2 separate regions of the Homo sapiens genome follow, and region 1 is linked to region 2. A link is an interaction called in ENCODE POLR2A ChIA-PET data of the cell type or tissue named here. Cell type or tissue: MCF 10A. All regions are shown on one strand. Links, peaks and the distances in the headings refer to the core of each region. The heading gives the core; the rest is flanking DNA. Region 1 has its middle 1.6 kb from the start of KDF1. Region 2 holds the start of TENT5B (terminal nucleotidyltransferase 5B).

Evidence for each region. ChIA-PET counts read pairs that join two places held together with the same protein. Peaks named below come from ENCODE experiments on the same cell type or tissue, not always from the same donor. Only the 100,000 strongest peaks of a DNase experiment are listed, where the experiment ranks them.
Region 1: POLR2A ChIA-PET joins it to region 2 with 20 read pairs; 13 of 35 experiments call an interaction of 5 or more read pairs at or near these places.

The regions. Positions count from the first base shown.
Region 1 is chr1:26,960,620-26,963,526 of GRCh38, reverse strand. No RefSeq gene overlaps it. Among named protein-coding and RNA genes, the nearest start is that of KDF1, 1.6 kb to the right of the region's middle. RefSeq lists a silencer at 1,775-2,069. In MCF 10A, for the core only: no CTCF peak of the experiment used is centred there; a DNase peak (open chromatin) is centred at 1,506.
Region 2 is chr1:27,011,700-27,014,606 of GRCh38, reverse strand. It overlaps TENT5B (terminal nucleotidyltransferase 5B), which reads left to right and starts at 1,757. Exons shown (of 2, transcript NM_052943.4): 1 at 1,757-2,200. The coding sequence starts at 1,937. RefSeq lists enhancers at 1,203-1,857, 1,858-2,511. In MCF 10A, for the core only: no CTCF peak of the experiment used is centred there; DNase peaks (open chromatin) are centred at 1,286 and 1,606.

The sequences.
Region 1 (2,907 bases), core at 236-2,735, 51 kb after region 2:
TGGCTCACGCCTGTAATCCCAGCACTTTGGGAGGTCGACGCAGGCGGATCATTGAGGTCAAGAGATTGAGACCATCCTGGCCAACATGGTGAAACCCTGTCTCTACTAAAAATAAAAAAATTAGCTGGGCATGGTGGTGCACACCTGCAGTCCCAGCTACTTGGGAGGCTGAGGCAGAACTGCTTGAACCCGGGAGGCAGAGGTTGCAGCGAGCCGAGATCGTGCCACTGCACTCCAGCCTGGTGACAAAGCGAGACTCCATCTCAAAAAAATAAAATAAAATAAAATAAAATAAAATAAATAAGACCCTAGGCTCTCATGTGTTTGCGTATCTTGAGAACTTTGCAAGTGACACTAACTCTAATTATTTAGCATTAGAGCATAAACTTCTATTTTTTCATTCATTCATTATAAAATGAAAGCCCCTGAATCCACTATTCACAAAAACCAGAACATTGCTAAAAATTAAATCTACCTATGGGTTTCTCTCCCACAGGTAGATTTAATAGGAGGATCCCTGCATCCTCCCCCAGGTAATTTTGTGTGTGTGTGTGTGTGTGTGTGTGTGTGTGTGTGTGTGTGTGTGGTGTGTTCCAGGCTGGAGGGCAGGGCAGTGGTGTTAATATGGTTCACTGCAGCCTTGACCTCCTGGGCTCAAGCAATCCTCCTGCCACAGCCTCCCAAGTAGCTGGGACCACAGATGCATGACCAGCCTTTTTTTTTTTTTTTTTTTCCTTCCATAGAGACAGGTCCTTCTATGTTGCCCAGGCTGGTCTTGAAGTCCTGGGCTCAACCAAACCTCCCAAATCCTTGGCTTCCCAAAGTGCTGGGATTATAGGCATGAGCCACCATGCCTAGCCCCCCAGGTATTCATTATTCTGAACTTTGTGTTTCTCATTCCCTTGCTCTTTTCTTTCTTTTCTTTTTTGAGATAGGGTCTTGCTATGTTGCCCAGGCTGGTCTTGAACTCCTTGGCTCAAGAGATTCTCTTGCCTCAGCCTCCCAAGTAGCTGGGATTACAGGCCCAGGCTATTGCACCCAACGCCTTGCTCTTTTCTTAGTTTTTTTTCACGTAAAAATTAGGCTGAAGCACATGAATCTGCCATTACTTTTAGATCAAAACAGGTCAAATAACAGCAAATTCATATGGTTCAACCAAATATTATGCTTAGATGCAGTAGTTCTAGTTATTTTTGAATCATATATAAAGGATGTCATTCCATATGTAGTCTTCTGAGATTTGCCTTTTTTCAATCCAATATTATATTACCATGATCCAACCATGTTGCTATTTTTCATTCATTTTCTACTGCTCTATAATTAATTCCTTTGCATGAATATCCCACATTTCTCTATCTCCTGTCAGTAGCATTTCCGTGTTTTCGGTTTGGGGCTACCACAAACAATGTTTCTAGTAACATTCTTGTATACATTCTCTCCTGGTGCATTGCACAAGAGCTTACTGTGGCTGTACCATAGGAATGGACTTGCTAGGTTTTAGAGTACACAGATGTTCAACTGCACAAGATGTGACTGTGAAGTGAGGATGTGACTCATTCTCTGAGCTCCAAATAAGAATACAATGTGCACTTTCCTCAGGAGGGAATGTGGACAAGATGTGGTGGGAGGCGCTGGGATGGAGGGTCTCTGGTGGAAATTGAACACCTATGCCTAATGCATCCCAGTGATATCTTCCTGTTGCATCCATGATCTCTTTTAATCCTCCCAGTTAAAGAGAGGTACTACTATCTCCAGAGATTAGGTTTAGAGAAGGAAAGTGCCTTGCCAAAAGTCAGTTTGTGCCAACTGCCTGAGCAAACAATGTCCCCTCTCTAAGCTTCAGTTTCCTCTTACTGTAAAATGGATATGATAATACCTGACCCACTTCACAGATTAACGGCTTCGGCATGCATGGCTCCTGGAGATGCTCCCTAAAAGTCACTTGTTTGTTTGTTTGTTTTGTTTATTTGAGACAGAGTCTCGCTCTGTCGCCCAGGCTGGAGTGCAATGGCGCGATCTCGGCTCACTGCAACCTCTGCCTGCTGGGTTCAAGCCATTCTCCTGCCTCAGCCTCCCGAGTAGCTGGGATTACAGGCACTTGCTACCATGCTAGGCTAATTTTTTGTATTTTTAGTAGAGACTGGGTTTCACTATGTTGGCCAGGCTGGTCTCAAACTCCCACCTCGCGATCCTCCCGCCTCGGCCTCCCAAAGTGCTGGGATTACAGGCATGAGCCACTGCGCCCGGCCAAGTCACTTGTTTATTAATGCTATTGTTAAGTTATTGAGTTGTTATTAATATTAAGGGGAACAGTAACCCAGAATAGTCTGAGCCTTGCCTTATTGACATTCAATGGTGTTGCCTCTTGCAGAGACCTTTTTTGGATGTAGTGACCATGGCCCATTTTGGCCACCACTTCTGATCCTGGATGTATCTTTCAGAGCTGCATATCCGGTCCCCCTCCTCTACCCTACTCGGGGCCTCAGAGCTGAGGTTCCTGTCTTTACCTGCAGATTTCTCTGAACAAAAGAAAAGGTAAACTGATCAGCGGCCCAGGCTCCCAGTTCTGCCTCAGGGCAAAGGGAGAAATTGGGGCCCAGGGCCTCATTCAGTGGAAAATATTTGTTGAACACCTAGTATGTGCCAGGACCTGTGCTGAGCACCAGGAACACAGGGGAACAAGACCAAACCCTGCAAGGTAGGAGGCTAAAGGAGGAGACAGAAGACAACAAAACGACAGTGTGCTGAGTACAGGGACTGTTCTAACCAACAGAAAAACAGACAGGATCAGGGAAAGCTTCCCAGAAGAGAGCTTCCCTTTGAGTTGGAGCTTTACGGCCGGGCAGAAGTTCCACAGGTGCTCAGAGACTGACAGGACCACCAGCCTGTTGAACAGAAGAGGAGACT
Region 2 (2,907 bases), core at 109-2,608:
ACCCTTATCTCTACAAAAAAAAAAAAAAAAACAGAAAAATTAGCTGGGTGCTGTGGCGTGTGCCTGTAGTCCTAGCTACTCAGGAGGCTGGGATTGGGAGGATTGCTTGAGCCAGGGTGGTTGAGGCTGTGGTGAGCCATGATCATGACAGTCAACTCCAGTCCAGGCAACAGAGTGAGACCCTCTCTCAAAAAATAAATAAATAGATAAAAATAAAAAATAAAAGTAACGACAATCATAAGCCTCATCCCCTAGGTCCTGTAAAGTGTGAGAGCAAAACATGTAAACATATTTTTTTTAAATTATGTTTTGTCTAGACCTGCAGAAAAACATGTAAACACATTATTCGTTCTCTAGCTCCAGAAAGGAGCTGGGTCTGCATAGGTACAGTGGAAAAAACATGCACCACAGATTCTATAGCCCTGGTTGAGGACCAGGGCCTTACTAGTTTGCTGTGTGACAGTCGGGTAATCACAAAGCCTCTCTGAGCAGATCTCTCCTTCCCTAAATTGGCTATGCTGTACATCAACGCTCATCATGCTGTGGTTTGCGAGGCCAATCAACAGTGTCTTAGAAAGCCTTTACTTTAGGGCCGGGCACAGTGGCTCACGCCTGTAATCCCAGCACTTTGGGGGTCGAGGTGGGTGGATCACAAGGTCAGGAGTTCAAGACCAGCCTGGCCAATATGGTGAAACCCCCGTGTCTACTAAAAACACAAAAAAATTAGCCGGGCTTGGTGGCGCATGCCTGTAATCCCAGCTAATCGGGAGGCTGAGGCAGGAGAATTGCTTGAACCCGGGAGGCGGAGCTTGCGGTAAGCCAAGATCGCGCCACTACACTCCAGCCTGGGTGACAAAGCGAGACTCTGTCTCGAGAAAAAAAAAAAAAAAAAAAAAAAAAAAGGCCTTTACCTTGGTATGCAGAGTTTATTATTATTATTAATTTTTTTTTTTTTGAGGCGGAGTCTCGCTCTGTCGCCCAGGCTGGGGTGCAGTGGCGCAATCTCGGCTCACTGCAAGCTCCGCCTCCCGGGTTCACGCCATTCTCCTGCCTCAGCCTCCCGAGTAGCTGGGACTACAGGCGCCCGCCACACACCCGGCTAATTTTTTGTATTTTTAGTAAAGACGGGGTTTCACCGTGTTAGCCAGGATGGTCTCGATCTCCTGACCTTGTCATCCGCCCACCTCGGCCTCCCAAAGTGCTGGGATTACAGGCGTGAGCCACCGCGCCGGGCCCAGAGTTGTTTATTATACCTTTCCTAGGCTCTGGAAAACTGCCAGAGCATGAGCAGTGCTGTGCAGAGTTGATCACGTGGCTCAATCTCTTTGGGCTTCTGAAAATAGCAGGACAAGGCTAGGTGACTTCTCAATTTCTTCCAGCGCTAAAAAAAAAAAACAGAAACCTGGAATTTCTCAGTGGTCTGACTCTGCTACAAACTCCGCAGGTCACTTCCCTCCCTCCTGACCCTGGCGGGGCGGGGTGGGCGCTGTCCCTTTAAGTCCAGGCCCGGGCCAATCACAGTGAACAGAAGTTCTTTAAGGACCAAAGGAGGGAATTCAGCCTGAGAAGGAGGGCGGGGCAGGGGCGTGCCCTCTAGCCAATCGGAATCTCCCTAGAGAACAGTGACTCACGTGCAAAGCTCTACAGACCAGTGTCCGGAGCGTTCAGAGGCGGGGCGGCTCTCGCTGTTGGCAGCGGCCCGGACCAATGGGCACGTCGCCCGCGGCCTATAAGAGTCCGCTGGGCCGCGGGCTGCAGGCGCTAGGGTCGGTTAGTCGTCGCCGTCTGAGGTGTTCCCTGGCTTTGTCTCGCCGTCGTTGCCGCCCCGTCCCTGCCTTCGTGCCCCCCGCCTTGGCCCCTGCCCAGCCGCTCTCCCTGTCCTCCTCCCCTTAACCACCCCCACGGTTTCTGCCGTCGGGGCCCGGGGGCCGGGCGGATGATGCCGTCGGAGAGCGGAGCTGAGCGCAGGGACCGGGCGGCTGCTCAGGTGGGGACGGCTGCGGCCACGGCGGTGGCCACGGCAGCCCCGGCAGGCGGCGGCCCCGACCCGGAGGCCTTATCGGCCTTCCCCGGACGGCACCTGAGTGGGCTGAGCTGGCCACAGGTGAAGCGACTGGACGCTCTTCTGAGCGAGCCGATTCCCATTCACGGGCGCGGCAACTTCCCCACGCTGAGCGTGCAGCCCCGGCAGATCGTGCAGGTGAGAGGACGCCAGGCGGGGGATGTGGGGGAATCCCTTCTGAGGCTCTCGTGGCTGGAAGGCATTTGTAGTCTGTTTGACTTTCTAGACAGCTAGGGAAACTGAGGAACGGGGACATGGCTGTAACAATTGCACAGCATTATGAATGGTAGACCAGACCTCCCCCTGCATCTACTAATCCTTCCCCACCTGGCTTTTCCATCTCGACTCTTGGAGAACCCTGATTCCCCACGGATCACTCACCCAGGGCCTGGCTGGGAGAGGGGAGGAGGATGTCAAGGGCATTGGGGGAAGAATTTGTCTCTGCCTGCAAGGACAAAAGACGCCAGGTGGCCCTGGGTGGGTAAGTGTGCATGCTTGAGTCCAAAATAGCTTTTCCTTCCCTATCTGGGCATCCCTGGACCTCACCCTCCTTTCCTCTCTCGAGGTTCTAGGAGCAGCCTCTGCCATTGTGCTCCTACAGCCTTTTGCTGGAGAAACCCCCCCTTCCCCCTCCACCCCGTGGAAAAGCCAAGAAAACTTGTCAGGGACTCCCTCTCTCTCAGCTGGGGTTGTGGCCCAATATTTATTAAGCCGAAGGTCAGACCTGATACCCCACCCCCAAGGGCAACATTAAGTGACCAATTTAGGTGTTTCTTCTCCTTCCCAAGATTGGAAATGAAGGCCAACCCAGGCCTCAGGCCCCACGTCCTCTCTCTCCTGAGGAA